2 separate regions of the Homo sapiens genome follow, and region 1 is linked to region 2. Evidence: read pairs that join two places in POLR2A ChIA-PET (ENCODE). Cell type or tissue: Panc1. All regions are shown on one strand. Each heading gives the region's core, and the rest is flanking DNA. Links, peaks and the distances in the headings are about the cores only.

The links. Peaks named below come from ENCODE experiments on the same cell type or tissue, not always from the same donor. Only the 100,000 strongest peaks of a DNase experiment are listed, where the experiment ranks them.
Region 1: POLR2A ChIA-PET joins it to region 2 with 16 read pairs; 2 of 35 experiments call an interaction of 5 or more read pairs at or near these places.

What each region holds. Positions count from the first base shown.
Region 1 is chr16:47,452,420-47,456,779 of GRCh38, forward strand. ITFG1 (integrin alpha FG-GAP repeat containing 1) reads right to left here. Exons shown (of 18, transcript NM_030790.5): 3 at 1,594-1,739; 4 at 314-371. Among named protein-coding and RNA genes, the nearest start is that of ITFG1, 6.5 kb to the right of the region's middle. In Panc1, for the core only: no CTCF peak of the experiment used is centred there; no DNase peak of the experiment used is centred there.
Region 2 is chr16:47,272,336-47,276,743 of GRCh38, forward strand. The region is part of intron 10 of ITFG1 (integrin alpha FG-GAP repeat containing 1); the gene reads right to left. It overlaps ITFG1-AS2 (ITFG1 antisense RNA 2), which reads left to right and starts at 637. Exons shown (of 3, transcript XR_007065056.1): 1 at 637-4,408. In Panc1, for the core only: no CTCF peak of the experiment used is centred there; no DNase peak of the experiment used is centred there.

The DNA of each region.
Region 1 (4,360 bases), core at 361-4,360, 180 kb after region 2:
GTATCCTAAATATCAAATATAACAGTTTTACTCAAAAACAGGTATCTTAATTCTTTCAGTAATGACAGCATAGATCCATAATGGACACATTTGAAGCGACTGAAATAAAAACACAAATCTCTTCTACTTTCCAAAATAATAAATTTCATTTTTCTTTGTCCTATCTGATGGCAAATAAATACAATATAATCAAAGGTACAGGCCTCTGAGTGAATTTAGTATTTTTATTACTAAGCAAAGTAGTTTCCTATGTGAAGATTTTATTTTATGTTTAAGTTTAAAATCGTTTCAAAGGAAGCAAGCCCATACTTACTCCATAATTAGTGGCTCATCTTGAAAAGTCCTATTGAGTATGGTCATATTGTTAGGATCTGCAAAAAAGATATATATATATATGAATTAGCAGGCATTTTATATTACTTTTGATATCTATGCTTAGGAAAAAATATTCTTCTACTCTTTTCTAGATTTATCTCTGATTTATTCCAACTATTATCATTAATGAGATACTATAAATCTAGTTCAAATGAACATCAAGCTTGCAAAGACAAAATATTGGGAGAATACATTCTACAGTGAAGACTAGCATTACAATAACCTCCTTTTGAGGTATGCATCTAAATATTTGCTAGCTGAGTCTTTGTCTTTACACAATTTAGTGCTAGAGAGGTTGACAATTAACAAGGTTTTGGTGTAAAGAAGGCCACATATGCAAAACTTCCTGGTTCTAAAATGTACATGCTTATATACAAGCTTTGTGCATGGTACTCCCTCTGTAAATATTTATTGACTTAATGAATATAATGTATCGCGATTACTGTTTACATTCCCAAATGGTGCAGAAAACATGACTGAAATTTGGCTCCATGAACAAAGTTGCCTATTTAGGTATAACTAATTGGCTTTTCAGATAAGGCTTGATGATTTGTGACTAGGTATGGTAGACTGACTCTCGAACCATACTTCAACTTTTTTGTGCTTTCCTGTGCTAAGGAGACTAGAAACCAAAAATAGCATTTTCCAGATATTGTGGCATCTGAGATGCTGAATAAAAGTTAAGCCTTGCCAATCAGATACACTGTGAGTCTTAAAGGCATGAATGAGGTAAAGGCTGTTTCTCTGCTATTTCTATCTGTGTCTGCTCACTGAATTTGGGAGTATCAAGAGACCAGGTGCAGCATTCATTTTGCTAGTGAGAATCACTGCAGGCACAGCATCATTCTGGCAGCAGTTGTGTAACTAGCCACTTCTGATAGGGGAAAGAGGCAGTAGCTTTTTTGATGATATTGGGATTGCTCCTGAAAGCTCAACCTAGAGTTTATTCTTTAGCCATCTCAATGATTCTGTGAGCCACTAAAATCCTTTAATAAATCTCTGTCCTCTTTAAGCTAGTAAGAATGAAGTTTGTCAGTAGAAGTGATCCCTGCCCAGTTCAGGGTTGAAAAAGAAAAATCAGGAAATAAACTTTGAAAAAAGGTTTTACAATTATTGACACCCAAGAACAGTATTTTTGAACTGATTTCAGAACAATATTTTGTTACATTTACCTTCATATTCAATGATAAATATTAAAAATTTTTAAAACAAATTCACCTAATGTTTGATTTTGTCCCCAGAAGATAACAGCTCCTAATTCACTCTTGGCATAATTTTTGGGAAGATATGTCAGAAGGACATCCATTTGAGAATCTCCATCATAATCCCCAGGGACTACACTTGTTATCAATGCACTGTGATTCCTAAAAGAAACAAGCATTTACAAATATCAGACAAGTTGTAATGGAAAAGGACAATTCTGTATTTCTACCACACAAAAATATTTTCAATGAAAAACTTAAAACTTAACAGAACTGACTGATTGCCTTCTCTTTCCTATCTTTTCATCCATCATGTATTTAGACCTCTTTGGTCTAAAAAAGAGTTCAGAATGAATGCAGAATAGTCTCAAGAAACAAGACAAATCTGAAATATGTCGAGAGAAAACGTGTTTATTATGTTCAAGCAATGGCTAGTATAGCCCTTCTATATAGTTCCTTTGTCAAGGACACCAAGACATTCGGATGGTGTTTCTAACAAATGGAGGCTCATAATTGCCAAAGCAGTAAGCATTATCACTGGGATGTTTTCAATTAAAAGATATTATTTATAAAATATTTAGTTTGGATTTTAACATAAATTCAAAATTTACAGTAAAAATTAAAAGAATCATTTTATTTCTGAAAGCTAGTAAATTAAGAATGGAATTTTTTTTAACGAAACTTGGCAATCAATATAGCATCCAAACATATATATCTAACTTTATATGTATATTTTTATTTTTTCCTTTTCATAGGTATTGATATATTTTTATTAACAAAATAATTCTAAAATTATTTATATGAATCTTGAAAGCTTAACGTCCTGCAGTCTTATTATCTGAGCGACCCAAGCAAAAATTAGGCCTTTAATTCATTTTATACTTAATTCTACTCAGATGAAATAGCAAGACAGCAAATTTCCAATTAGACTATAGATAATTACTTTCTTAATGCATCAGTGGTAGTTCTTTCTCCCTCTCACTCAGCAAGGTAAGAACCAAGTGGTGTATTTCTGGAAAGTCTCAGGAATTAAGGATTTAAATTACAGTAATGGGTAAGGTTTTGGCCTTAAGCTAGACACAGGAGTTAACCAAAAGTCTACAAAAGGAACAATTTAACCCTTGCCCACAGCTCTACCCTATTTCTAGAATGTTAGTCTGTCAAGAACATACATGCAGGGCAAAAGATAGTAGACTAGTCCCACTAGGCAATACATTTCCAATTATTTCTTTTGCACCTTACTTGAAAATGTGAGTAGACACCTGCCTTCTGAAGAAAACTTTGACTATTAAAGAGAGCTAAAACAAATAGCAATAAGGAACCTGAAGAAAACAGAACTAATGCAACAAAAGAAAACTTCAAAATTACACTTAAGAGAAAAAAGTCTGTCTATAAAAAAAAAAACAAACCAACAACAGTATGCTAAAAGACAACATCAGTAAGAAAACAAAAGAAAAACCTCGGAAATTAAAAATGTGACACCTGGCTGGGCGCGGTGGTTCACGCCTGTAATCCCAGCACTTTGGGAGGTGGAGGTGGAGGTGGGTGGATCACTTGAGGTCAGGAATTTGAGACCAGCCTGGCCAACATTGCAAAACCCTGTCACTATTAAAAATACAAAAAGTAGCCAGGCGTGGTGGCGTGCATCTCTAATCCCAGCTACTTGGGAGGTTGAGGCAGGAGAATCGCTTGAACCCAGGAGGTGGAGATTGCAGTGAGCCAAGATTGGACCATTGCACTCTATCTAGCCTGGGCAACAGAGCAAGACTCCATCCCCCACCAAAAAAAAAAAAAAAAAAAAAAGGACTTAGAATTTAAAAGAGAAAGTTGAGAAAACCTCCTGCAAAGGAAAATAAAACAAAACTAAATGATAAAAATAAGAAACAGATAAGATAAAGGAATAAAGGATGAACCCAGGCAGACTAATCAACTGATAGAAACTCCTAAAAGAGACAAAAAAATTTTTCAAAGAAATATTTAATAATGTAAGAGTATTTCAAAAAGCTCCCAAGGATAGAGGCCTCTAGCTTGAAAGGGCCCACATAATGCCTAGCATAATAAGTAAAGAATAATCATTCCTGTAATTGCAGCACTTTGGGAGGCGAAGGTGGGAGGACAGCTTGAGCCCAGGATTAGGTGCCTACAGTGAGCTATGACTGTGTGACTGCACTCCTTTTTCACCTGGGTGATAGAGAAAGACCCTGTCTTTATCAAAAAAGAAAAACAAATCTATACCAAGGCACATCATCATGAAATCAGAACAAAATAGAAAAAGAAGAGACTCCAATAGCTTCCAAAATTAAAACAATTTACATTTAAAAGATTAGGAGAAAGAAGAGGGTTGAATTTTAAAACTGCAACCCATGAAGCTAGAACACAATAAGCTAACCAAACTTTTAAGAGTGGGTAGATGCCGGGCGCGGTGGCTCATGCCTACAATCCTAGCACTTTGGGAGGCCAAGGCAGGTGGATTGCCTGAGCTCAGGAGTTTTGACACCAGCCCGGGCAACACGGTGAAACCCTGTCTCTACTAAAATACTACAAAATTCGCTGGGCGTGGCGTTGTGCACCTGTAGTCCCAGCTACTCAGGAGGCTGAGGCAGGAGAATTGCTAGAACCAGGGAGGTGGAGGTTCCAGTGAGCTGAGCTTGTGCCACTGCACTCCAGCCTGGGAAACAGAGTGAGACTCTGTCTCTAAAAAAAAAAAAAAAAAAAAGTGGGTAGAAAAACTTTTTGGATGTGACAGGACTTATCAGGCATCCTTTCTCAGGAATTTCTGGAAA
Region 2 (4,408 bases), core at 280-4,279:
GGCTTCTTTTTAGGGTAATAAAATGTCCTAAAATTGCTTGTGATGATGGATGCACAACAATATGAATACATTTTTTTTTAATTGAAGTCCAGCTCTGTTGCCCAGGCTGGAGTACAGTAGTGTGATCTCGGTTCACCGCAATCTCTGCCTCCCAGGTAGAAGTGATTCTCCTGCCTCAGCCTCCTGAGTAGCTGGGATTACAGGCACGCGCCACCACGCCCAGCTAATTTTTGCATTTTTAGTAGAGATGGGGTTTCACCATGTTGGCCAGGCTGGTCTCGAACTCCTGACTTCAAGTGATCTGCCTGCCTCGGCCTCCCAAAGTGCTGGGATTACGGGCGTGAGCCATTGCGCCCAGCCTGAATACACTTTTAAAAGCCACTAAATTGTATAGAATAAATGGGTGAATTGTATGGTGTGTGAATTATATCTCAACAAAGTGGTTAATACAAAAGTTAACTGCAGAACATTTCAACCTATTTAAAAAACCCATGGTAAATGTTTAAGTGACATAATGTGTAAAATGTACATATTAAATGTTGCTTCTCTGAATATGCCAATATTTGTATATCTAGTATGCAATTTTTTTGAGGCTGGTTTTAATTTATCTTCAAAGGCTATAAAATTGGTGGTGTTACTCAATACACTACCACTTGATGAGGTCTGGGTTATTCTAGGTGGTTAATGTGCTGTAAGCAACTGTCTTACTTCTCATTAAGAGAGGTAGCTTATGGATCATTTAACTTAAAGTCTGATTTTTCTCCTTGGCTGTCCTTAGAGCTCATGTCCATTTTAGTCATTTCTATATTCAGTGAGTTCTCCTCTTCCAGACTGTCTTTAACTCTCTTCCTTAATTCCCCAATTTCATTATCAGCCTAGACTCAAATGGAAAGAGCTTCAATGTGGGGATACGTCTGTCTTACTGTATAAACCTTAGGAAAGCCAGTTCTACATGGAGAAGAAAAACAAATTAAGAAGAAACACAAATAAGTCCATTAGGAATCCTCTAAAAATTAAACATTAAAAAAATGATGCTCTGAAACCCATGCTGCCTACTATCGGTAAGTGCAGAATGCTTAGCTAAGCTGATATAAAACTTTCACTTAGAAATACTAAATATTATTGAAGTGTTTTGCAACATATGCTACTGACAACAAGAAATAGTCAAAGGCAATTAATTGATATTCACAATAAAGTTCACTTTATCTCTGGGCAAATGCAATCCATTTATCCCCAGTCAGTGTCTAGGATATGTGACTCAGTGGGGGAGACAGCACATGTTACCTGAATGAAAAAAGGAAGCGAGCATCTTTTGTAGAGGGAGGCCAACTGAAAGGGAAACCTAATGGAATATAACACTGTGACTGCTGAAAAGTTTCTGTCAAATAGGTGAGTAGAAAATATTTTGTCATGTTTTAATTTACCTATATTCAAAAGAATCTATTAGTTTGTTTGTTTATTTATTTATTTATTTATTTATTTAGAGATGGAGTCTCACTCTGTTGCCCAGGCTGGAGTGCAGTGGTGTGATCTTGGCTCACTGCAAACTCCTCCTCCAGGGTTACTACAAAATATTCATTAGCTCATAAAAGGTAAGAAATCCATGTACTTTAATAACTATGAGATACAAGAATTAATCGGCTGGGCGTGGTGGCTCACGCCTGTATTCCCAGCACTTTGGGAGACCGAGGTAGGTGGACTGCTTGAGGTCAGGAGTTCAACACTAGCTTGACCAACATGGTGAAACCCCATCTCTACTAAAAATACAAAAATTAGCTGGGTGTGGTGGTGGGTGCCTGTAATCCCAACTACTCGGGAGGCTGAGGCAGGAGAATCGCTTGAACCTGGGAGGTGGAGGTTGTGGTCAGCCAAGATTACGCCATTGCACTCCAGCCTGGGGGACAGAGGGACTCCATCTCATAAAAAGAAAAAAAAAGAACTAACCAAATGTAAGATTCAATCTTATCATCTTGAGAAAAGTTTGACCATGCTGAGTTAACAGAATTGCCCACCTTAAGAAGGTGCATTTATCCTATCAATGAAAGTGTATTAAAGTAAGATTAAACCAGGAATGTATATAAAATCAGCTATTAAATCCTTTGCTAAGCAGAGAACAGAACACTTAGACAATTAACTAAAACTTGGGCTGAAAGAAAGAACAGATGTAACACAATTAGCCCTTCTAGTAAAAAAAACTGAAAACTTTTTTCCTTTTCAGGTTACTGTTGGCCTTAGGTGACCCCAAGTGACCCAATTGAAGATTTAAGCTTCACATGCTATGAGATGAAATTCTCTCTTCTTATTATAATGGTAGCTTTAAAACTGCCAAACAATAGAATACCTATGATAATGAAAATTTGTAGAAAATACCACTAATAAACTCTCACTTCTATATATCCTTATATAGACGTAACAGCTTGTTACGTCTGCTAACAAGCTGTTGAAGACGTAGAGAGATGAACTACAGTGGGAAAGGCCATTAGTCCAATAGATGTTTTGTGGAACAAAATCTGAGTAAGTCTGCTTAAATACCATAGCCATAATGAAAAAGCCTTTCAGAAAGTCCATGATTGTTCCTTCACTCTTTAGAATTCTATTTCAAACTCTGTAGTATGTAAAGAATTGAAATATAATTCAAACTCTGTTCACTATGGGAAGAAGGGGAGGGAAGGAATTTCTAAGACTTATGAACAATAGAATTTTGAAAGTGTGGCTAACACAACCAGGGATTTTATCTGGTGAATTTTACATATCACATGTCTGTTATTTTTAATAGTTTCCTCTGCTTGGGTTCATGTTCATAAATCTTTTGCTAAATTTCCACATGTACCTGACATGTATGAATCTGTTATTCTACTCTGTTTAGCTGACATTGAATGTCTACTTCCTGAAAGGACCTGGAATAATATATTTTCTTTGGATTTGAGAATCCCAGTCCTCTCCTTTGTTATTATATTTCTTCAACTGCTGTTTTTGGATTATACAGGGCACTGTTTGTGAAATGTCACTTATGGGGCTAAATAATAATGCTATCAAGTAAATACACAATAATAGGTATTTATAAAATATAGCTATATAAAATACAGTACATTTTATATGAGAGAGTTGCATCACACAAGCATAGCTTCTCAAGCTAGTAAGATAAAAATCACGTACATGCTGGAGTTAATCCACACAGATTTAACGTTCTGAATCCAACTGCATGCTTGACATGCTGTAGGAGATCAATATATAATCTGTTTTTCACCAACTGTAGAGGTATAGTAAAAAGGCTAGAGAATTGTGTTTTCATATGTAATCTTCTCCATTTTATCTTACAATATATATTACTGTATATGTATAGGGAAGATGACACAAATCCATATATGTATATTTTAACTTGTGAGTGATTTAATGGATTTTAAAGAGTAATTCTGCCATTTTTAGACTGACTTTAAAACCTAATTTGTGATTCTGCCACATATCAAAATGCAAACAGTGATCATCTCTGGGTGATTTTTAAGCTTTTAAAATTTGTACTTCCTAAATTGCTATAATCTGTGATTAGAAGAATAAATAAAATAAAAAGTACTGTACTATATTTACATTCTATTAAGTCATACATGGTTCTGTTACATATTACAAAATAAACTCTTCTGAATAAAAAGAATGTATGGTCATGAACAAGTCAATGATACCAAATAACACCATGACTACTCAACACTGTAATGAAGGTCCTGGCCAATGCAATAAGACTAAAAAAGAAAGAAGAGATACAATACTTACATAGCAAGAGATCATTTTTATTTTCAAATGAAATAATTATCTATATAGGAAATCCAAGAGAATATGCCAATTATTAGAATAAGAAAATAGTCAGATTGATGAATATAAGATCCACATACCAAAATCAATAGCCTCCTTAAATTTCAATAATAGTCATTAGAAAAGTAATAGGAAAAAAAAATCTCATTCAATAACAATGAAATCTCTAAGTTTTAAAAAATAATCTAGCAAAAGCTGTGTCGGAGTTTTATGAAGATAATGGCAAAACATTACCAGGGGAAATGTAAAGACAATGTGAATAAATGTTATGGAATGGAAGATTCAACATCACAAATAGTTCCTCAAAAATTAATCTTTAAATAAAATGTAATCAAATCAATCAAGAAGTCAACAGAATTTTTTTTGGTCAAATAAGAAAAATTAATTCTAAATTCATGTGAAGGGACAAAGGGACAAGAATAGTCAAGACAATTCTGAAGACAAAATTACATGGGAAGGTATTTCCCTATCAGATATCAAACATTATTTTAGAGCTAGAATGATTAATACTATGTGGAATCAGTGCACAGACTGATAATTAAGGTAAGGCACCAAAATAGAAGGCACAGAAATAGGACCACACACACAGAGAAACTGGATACAC